Regions from separate parts of the Mus musculus genome. Here region 1 is linked to region 2. Evidence: chromatin loops called from intact Hi-C (ENCODE). Cell type or tissue: left cerebral cortex. All regions are shown on one strand. Links, peaks and the distances in the headings refer to the core of each region. The heading gives the core; the rest is flanking DNA. Region 1 overlaps Cfap221 (cilia and flagella associated protein 221). Region 2 overlaps Ptpn4 (protein tyrosine phosphatase, non-receptor type 4).

Evidence for each region. Peaks named below come from ENCODE experiments on the same cell type or tissue, not always from the same donor. Only the 100,000 strongest peaks of a DNase experiment are listed, where the experiment ranks them.
Region 1: it touches region 2 in a loop (2.5-fold over the local background); 2 of 42 quality-filtered maps call a loop at or near these places.

Annotation. Positions count from the first base shown.
Region 1 is chr1:119,928,693-119,931,608 of GRCm38, forward strand. It overlaps Cfap221 (cilia and flagella associated protein 221), which reads right to left. Exons shown (of 24, transcript NM_001115074.2): 21 at 2,197-2,288. Among named protein-coding and RNA genes, the nearest start is that of Tmem177, 17 kb to the left of the region's middle. In left cerebral cortex, for the core only: a CTCF peak has its summit at 1,266 (motif pointing left); a DNase peak (open chromatin) is centred at 1,253.
Region 2 is chr1:119,673,762-119,676,677 of GRCm38, forward strand. Ptpn4 (protein tyrosine phosphatase, non-receptor type 4) reads right to left here. Exons shown (of 27, transcript NM_019933.2): 25 at 1,788-1,936. Among named protein-coding and RNA genes, the nearest start is that of Epb41l5, 26 kb to the left of the region's middle. In left cerebral cortex, for the core only: a CTCF peak has its summit at 1,453 (motif pointing left); a DNase peak (open chromatin) is centred at 1,418.

The DNA of each region.
Region 1 (2,916 bases), core at 252-2,751, 260 kb after region 2:
CATACCATGCACACATGCACATAAATAAATAAAAATAGAAAAGAAGGCCCTGTCTGTGAACTGGGAAATAAGCCCTCACTAGACACAAAATCTGCCTGGTGTCTGACTTTTGATCCATATATGGTGTTTTTAACATGGAGACTATAGCACTTTGTCATAGCACATGGATAGATAAGTACAGAAGTTAGAAAATAGATTACCATTATTATTTATAACTGCTTTTAGAAGCAATAGCTTGGCCTTCAATCCAACAATCAGTATAAACAAATAATAGAAAGATACTTATTTTCTTTTGAGACAGAATCTCACGTAGTCCAGGCTGGCCTTGGGCTCTCTGTGTAACTGAGGACGACTTTGAACTCCTGAGTCTCTTGCTTTCGTCTCTCCATGCTGAGGTTACAGATGTGTGACCATTTCTACAATGCTGGGGATGGAGCCCAGGCTTTGTGCGTGTTACACACTTCCTACCAGCTGATCTGCACCCCTGCCTGGGCCCTGCTCCTGATTTTTGAGATATTATGCAATGGCAGCTCATCTGAAACAAACTGGCCCAACAGAGCATTCAGGCACAGAAGCTGAAGGCAAAAGTCATGGTAGAAAGCTTTTCATTGATATGACCTTCATGTTTAATGTATGGATATCCGGGCCACAGCAACCTTCTCCTGACTTTCCACTAAAACTTCAGCTTTGGGAGATGTTTCCAAGGACATTACTTTGGAAAACAATGAATTGACCAGTTTTTAATACTTGGAATCCATGAATGTTAACAATGGGTGCACTGGAGTTCAGAAACAACCCCAGACCCAGCTGAGTCAATTTTTCCCCACTGTAGTGGTGAGGATGAGAGGCAAGAACTTTATTACTGAGTTATGCACTAGCTAGATATGGGTCTATATATGTCAGGTATGCCTGTGAGCATGCCTGTGTGTGTATGGAATGAGTTCTGGATTGTTAGTTGATATAGGAAGACTCAGCCCACTGTGGGTGGCACCATTCCTTAGGCAGCAGATCCTGAATGAGCAAGGATTCTATTCTGCCTGCTCTTGGCTGTGGATGGTGTTTGAAGCTTCTGCCTTGACCTTCCTGAAGTAACAAAATATAACCTGGAATTGCAAGCCAAACAGACCCCTTCTTTCCTAGGCTGCTTTGTGTCCGGGTATTTTATCACAGCAACAGAAATGAAACCAGAACAGCAGGTCAGTTTGACTCATTCAGTTTTCTTGTAGAATGAGTTGGTTTAGGGGGATGATGCTCCCATCTAGTGGTGAGAGAATGATTGCACACAGTTTTGTGAGCTCAGTGGAAAATGCAAGAGTTATCAAAAGCAAGAGTCAGTCAGATCCTAGATACTTCATCATATAGCCATTTGCAACATCCCAGTGAAGTTGTCATCATAGCCCCTGTCTCACAAAGAGGAAGATAACTCCTCAAGAGCCCAGGAAATGACTCAATAAAGTGTTTGCCATGCAAGTGTGCAGACCTGAATTTGATCCCAAGAACCCGAGTTCCAGCCACAGAACACACTTTTTAAAAAGCTGGGTTTGGTGATGAACATCTGTAATTCCAGAATGGAGGAGGCAAAGACTGGAGACTCCATTGGTAACACGGCTGGCTACCTTAGCAGAATCAGCTACTTCCAGGTACTAATAAAAGACCTTATCTCAAAATAAATAAGTCAATAAATAAAATTTAAAATAAACAAAAAGTTGTAGTTTCTGATGAAGAACACTCAAGATCACCTTCTGGCCTCCATAAGCAAGTACACACGTGAGCGTGTACTTGAATACACACACACACACACACACACACACACAGAGAGAGAGAGAGAGAGAGAGTGAAGAACACTCAAGATCACCTTCTGGCCTCCATAAGCAAGTACACACATGAGCGTGTACTTGAATACACACACACACACACACACACACACACACACACACACACACAGAGAGAGAGAGAGAGAGAGAGAGAGAGAGAAAGAGACAGAGAGACAGAGAGACAGACTCACTCACCCCATGAACTATAAAGAAAAAGATGAATATTTCAGCAAAATTATATGATCTGTTAATTCTCTCTCTGAGCCACCAATTAGTCAGCATTACATTACTTTTAAAAGGCATGGCCTCTGATTCCTGGTCTCCCAGCCTCCGTAAGCTACGGTGCTAACATACCCCAGGAGGCCAGCAGTTCCCAGCTTACCTCTGAGTGGCTTCCACCATAGAGGGGTCAGACATGGAGGAAAACACCAGGGGCTGGAACTTCTTCCAGTTCATGATTCCAGGAATTATATCCTGTGATGAAAGTTGGAGCAGGGTCAGGATGCAGAAAGACGACAGTGTTAGCTGCAAGAGCTAATATCGACTGTTAACTTGACAGACTCTAGACTCATCTAGGAGACACATCTTTGGGAATGTTTCTGAGGATTTTTAAAACTTGGATTAACTGAAGTGGGAAGACCCACCTTTAACTGTGAGCAGTGTTATCCCTTAGGCTGAGGTCCCAGGCTGAATACAGAGGGAAAAGTGAGCTGAGACCCAGCATCCCTCCCTCCAGGCTTGCTGACTATGGATGTGACGTGGCCAGCTGCCCAGGGCTCTTGACATCAGGCCTTACTTTCCCAGGATGCTCTTGTCATATGTTTGTTGTAGGAACAAGAAAAGGAACTAACAAGGATGTATCTTAGCCTTCCTTTCACTCAGGTGACCATTTTTAAGTGTCAAAAGGTTCAATCCAAATTGTATCATTCCATTCAACTTGACTTTCTCTAAAGCAAAGACAGTTGTTCTAGTATACGGTATGTGGTGATGACCAAGGGCTGCTGTGGCTTTCCAGGCATTCAAGTAGGACAGGTTGCACCCAGGCAGGGAGGACAGTGCAGGGGAATGCTCTGGCAAGATGACAGACCTATTAGGTCACCAG
Region 2 (2,916 bases), core at 152-2,651:
ATGTTTGAATTTATCCAATATTTTACCTGTTTTAGTATGTTTGAATTTAGTAATTGAGGAGTATTTCTGTGTCTTAATTTGTGCCTTTGTTGGTATGGATTTTTCTTCCACTTTTATTTGGGAATCTTCCTCCCTAGCAGACTATTCTTGCAGGGTAAACCCCCAATATTACTCAGGGAGATGAAAACAAATTGGTAACCCCACAATGAATGTGATATCGAAACACAGTGAAATTGGTTAAACTCCATAACACACCCGCAATGACCAAAGAAGAAAAAAATGGCAAAATGAATGTTAAGTATACTCTGAAGTTAAAAATCATTTATAGCAAAGGTGGAAATAGTAATGAATGGGATAAAGAAAGAAAGGAGAGGAAAAAGGGACACAAGAAACAGTGTTAAGTAAAAGGAAAAAGAAGAGTAGAAATAAGTTATAAAACGGAGGAGGAATCCCCCACTAGAGCAAAGTGGAAGAGCTGGCCCCATTAGCATGGGCACAGGAGAGCTGGGGGTGGGGGGTGGGGAGGCTGATGAACTCACACACACTGGAGTGTGGGAAGGGGCAGGTTCTACAGAACCAAAGTTGTCGAATGCCCATGACACAGGGCACTAAAAGGATATCCAGGCAAGGATCCAGTATTGATGCTGGAGCAACGACTCATTGTGATGACCATTTCCAAGTAAAGCTGTGTGGGAACAGATTACACTGTGTGACCCGCTGCAGCTCCCACAGTGAGATGGTTTTATTTCATTTGTTTTTGGGAGAAGGTTGCAAGGGCAGAGGGTATATATGGAGGGATGAGGAGATGAGTGGAATTGGGATGTATGATGTCAATTTAACAAATAATAAAAAAAATATTAAAATAAAGAAGAGGAGGAAAAAACAGGAGATTAAAAAGAAAAGAAAAGCCGGGCGTGGTGGCGCACACCTTTGATCCCAGCACTCAGGAGGCAGAGGCAGGCAGATTTCTAAGTTCAAGGCCTGCCTGTTCTACAGAGTGAGTTCCAGGACAGCCAGGGCTATACAGAGAAACCCTGTCTTGAAAAACAAAACAAAACAAAACAAAAAAAGCTTGCTGAATAATGAAAAATAAAACCAGTTAAACATGGAAATGAAATTTAAAAAAAATAAAAACACAAAAATTCTATTTTGTAAGATGGGGTGGCAGTATAGTATACATGTACAACTCCAGAATTGGTGGAGGATCGTAAGGGCATTTAGACCAGGTTAGGTTATACAAGACCTTTTCTCAAAAATGTTAAAATAAGAAAACATTAAGATATTACCACTAAAGGTATATATTAAGATATTATCACATGTGACCCAGTGGCAGAAAGAAAGATGCCACTTTGGATCTGCTGCTAGTCATACAGGTTAAGCTTCAGAGGCCCACAGGGCTCTGCACTGTATTAGCTCCCCTAGTTTGTAGAGTAGCAGCCTCTGCTGGCCACACTTAGCCTTGCAATCTAAAACTGAAAACTACATTCCTGTTTTTATAAATTACCAAGTTTCAAATGTCTTGTTATAGCAATACAACACATGGAAACGATGTCAGTATTTCATCATATCCAAGTTACCATCAATTATAAGACACATTCCAATGAAGAGAGACTAAAACAGGAGAACCAGAAAATAACTATTGTTTTTATCCTTTTACATAGTTTCTACACCATTATATTAGAATTTTCTCCATTGTCTACCATCTTCTATTACAACAAAAGGCCAAAATACAGAATGCATTCCCAACAACGTACTTATTCATTTCTTAAGGACAGGAAATAAAGTACCTGCAATGAACAATAATGGGCTCTTCTTTTCCAGCCCTCTGGTCTCGTACATGACAAACAAAATCCAGAAAGTCACTCGAATCATCAGGTACTCCATGGTCAGGCCAGGCTGTGTACTGAATCTGAGTAAGTTGACGGCTCTCATTTTTCTAAATGAAAATGAGAAGTTACACACTTTGACTTAGGAATTACCTTTAAAATATAAAATTCATGCCATTTTAGCTTTAGAAGGAAATAAAACCACCTTTCCATTTTGTCTTGCCATTGTGTATAAACTCACTTAAATACAACATTTGAACTGAAGGAAAACATTTCACAGAAATAGTTGTATCCTTGTAAGTACTAGCTACTTACATTGCTATACTTTTTTTTTTTTTTTTTTGGTAAAGATTTTCCGAGACACAGTTTCTTTGTATAGCTTTTGGCAGTCCTGGAACTAAGTCTGTAGATCAGGCTAGACTCAAATTCATAAAGATCCACCTACTTCTAACTCCCAAGTGCTAGGATTAAAGGTGTTCACCACCACCACCTGGCAACATTGCTATACTTTAATGACTCAATTTTTATGTCTAAGGCATTTTGAACAGGGTAATCAAATAAATTAAGGTCAGAGAACTGCTTAAAAGATTACCTAATAGGGATTCCACGTGAACAAAGATGGTAAAGTAAACACTTTGTGAGCATGAACAAAACTTGAGACAATTATTCCATGACAGGAATGACATCAAAGCCCCAGGAGAATGAAATGGCTCAGCTGCTAGGAGTGCTTATGGCCAAGAATGACCATCTCAACCCAATTGCTGGGACACATACTGTGGAGCAGACAGCAGACTCCTTTAGGTTGTCTTCTGCCCTCTCTGACCTCCACAGGTGCACCATGACAAAACCACAAACACTTGCGCACACATAAATGAGTATAATAAAACATTTAAATACAAAATCTCTCAAATATACAGATAGAGTATATAAATATATAATATATATATACTTGGCTGCAGTAAGGGGAGCAATGATGGATATAATTAAAGTAAGAACTCTGGCTCAAATCCTCAAATCCTAACTCTGCCAGTTTTGGCATTTAATATTTCAGAGGTTCTTTCCTTCAAGTGAAAAGTGAAAGGACACCTAC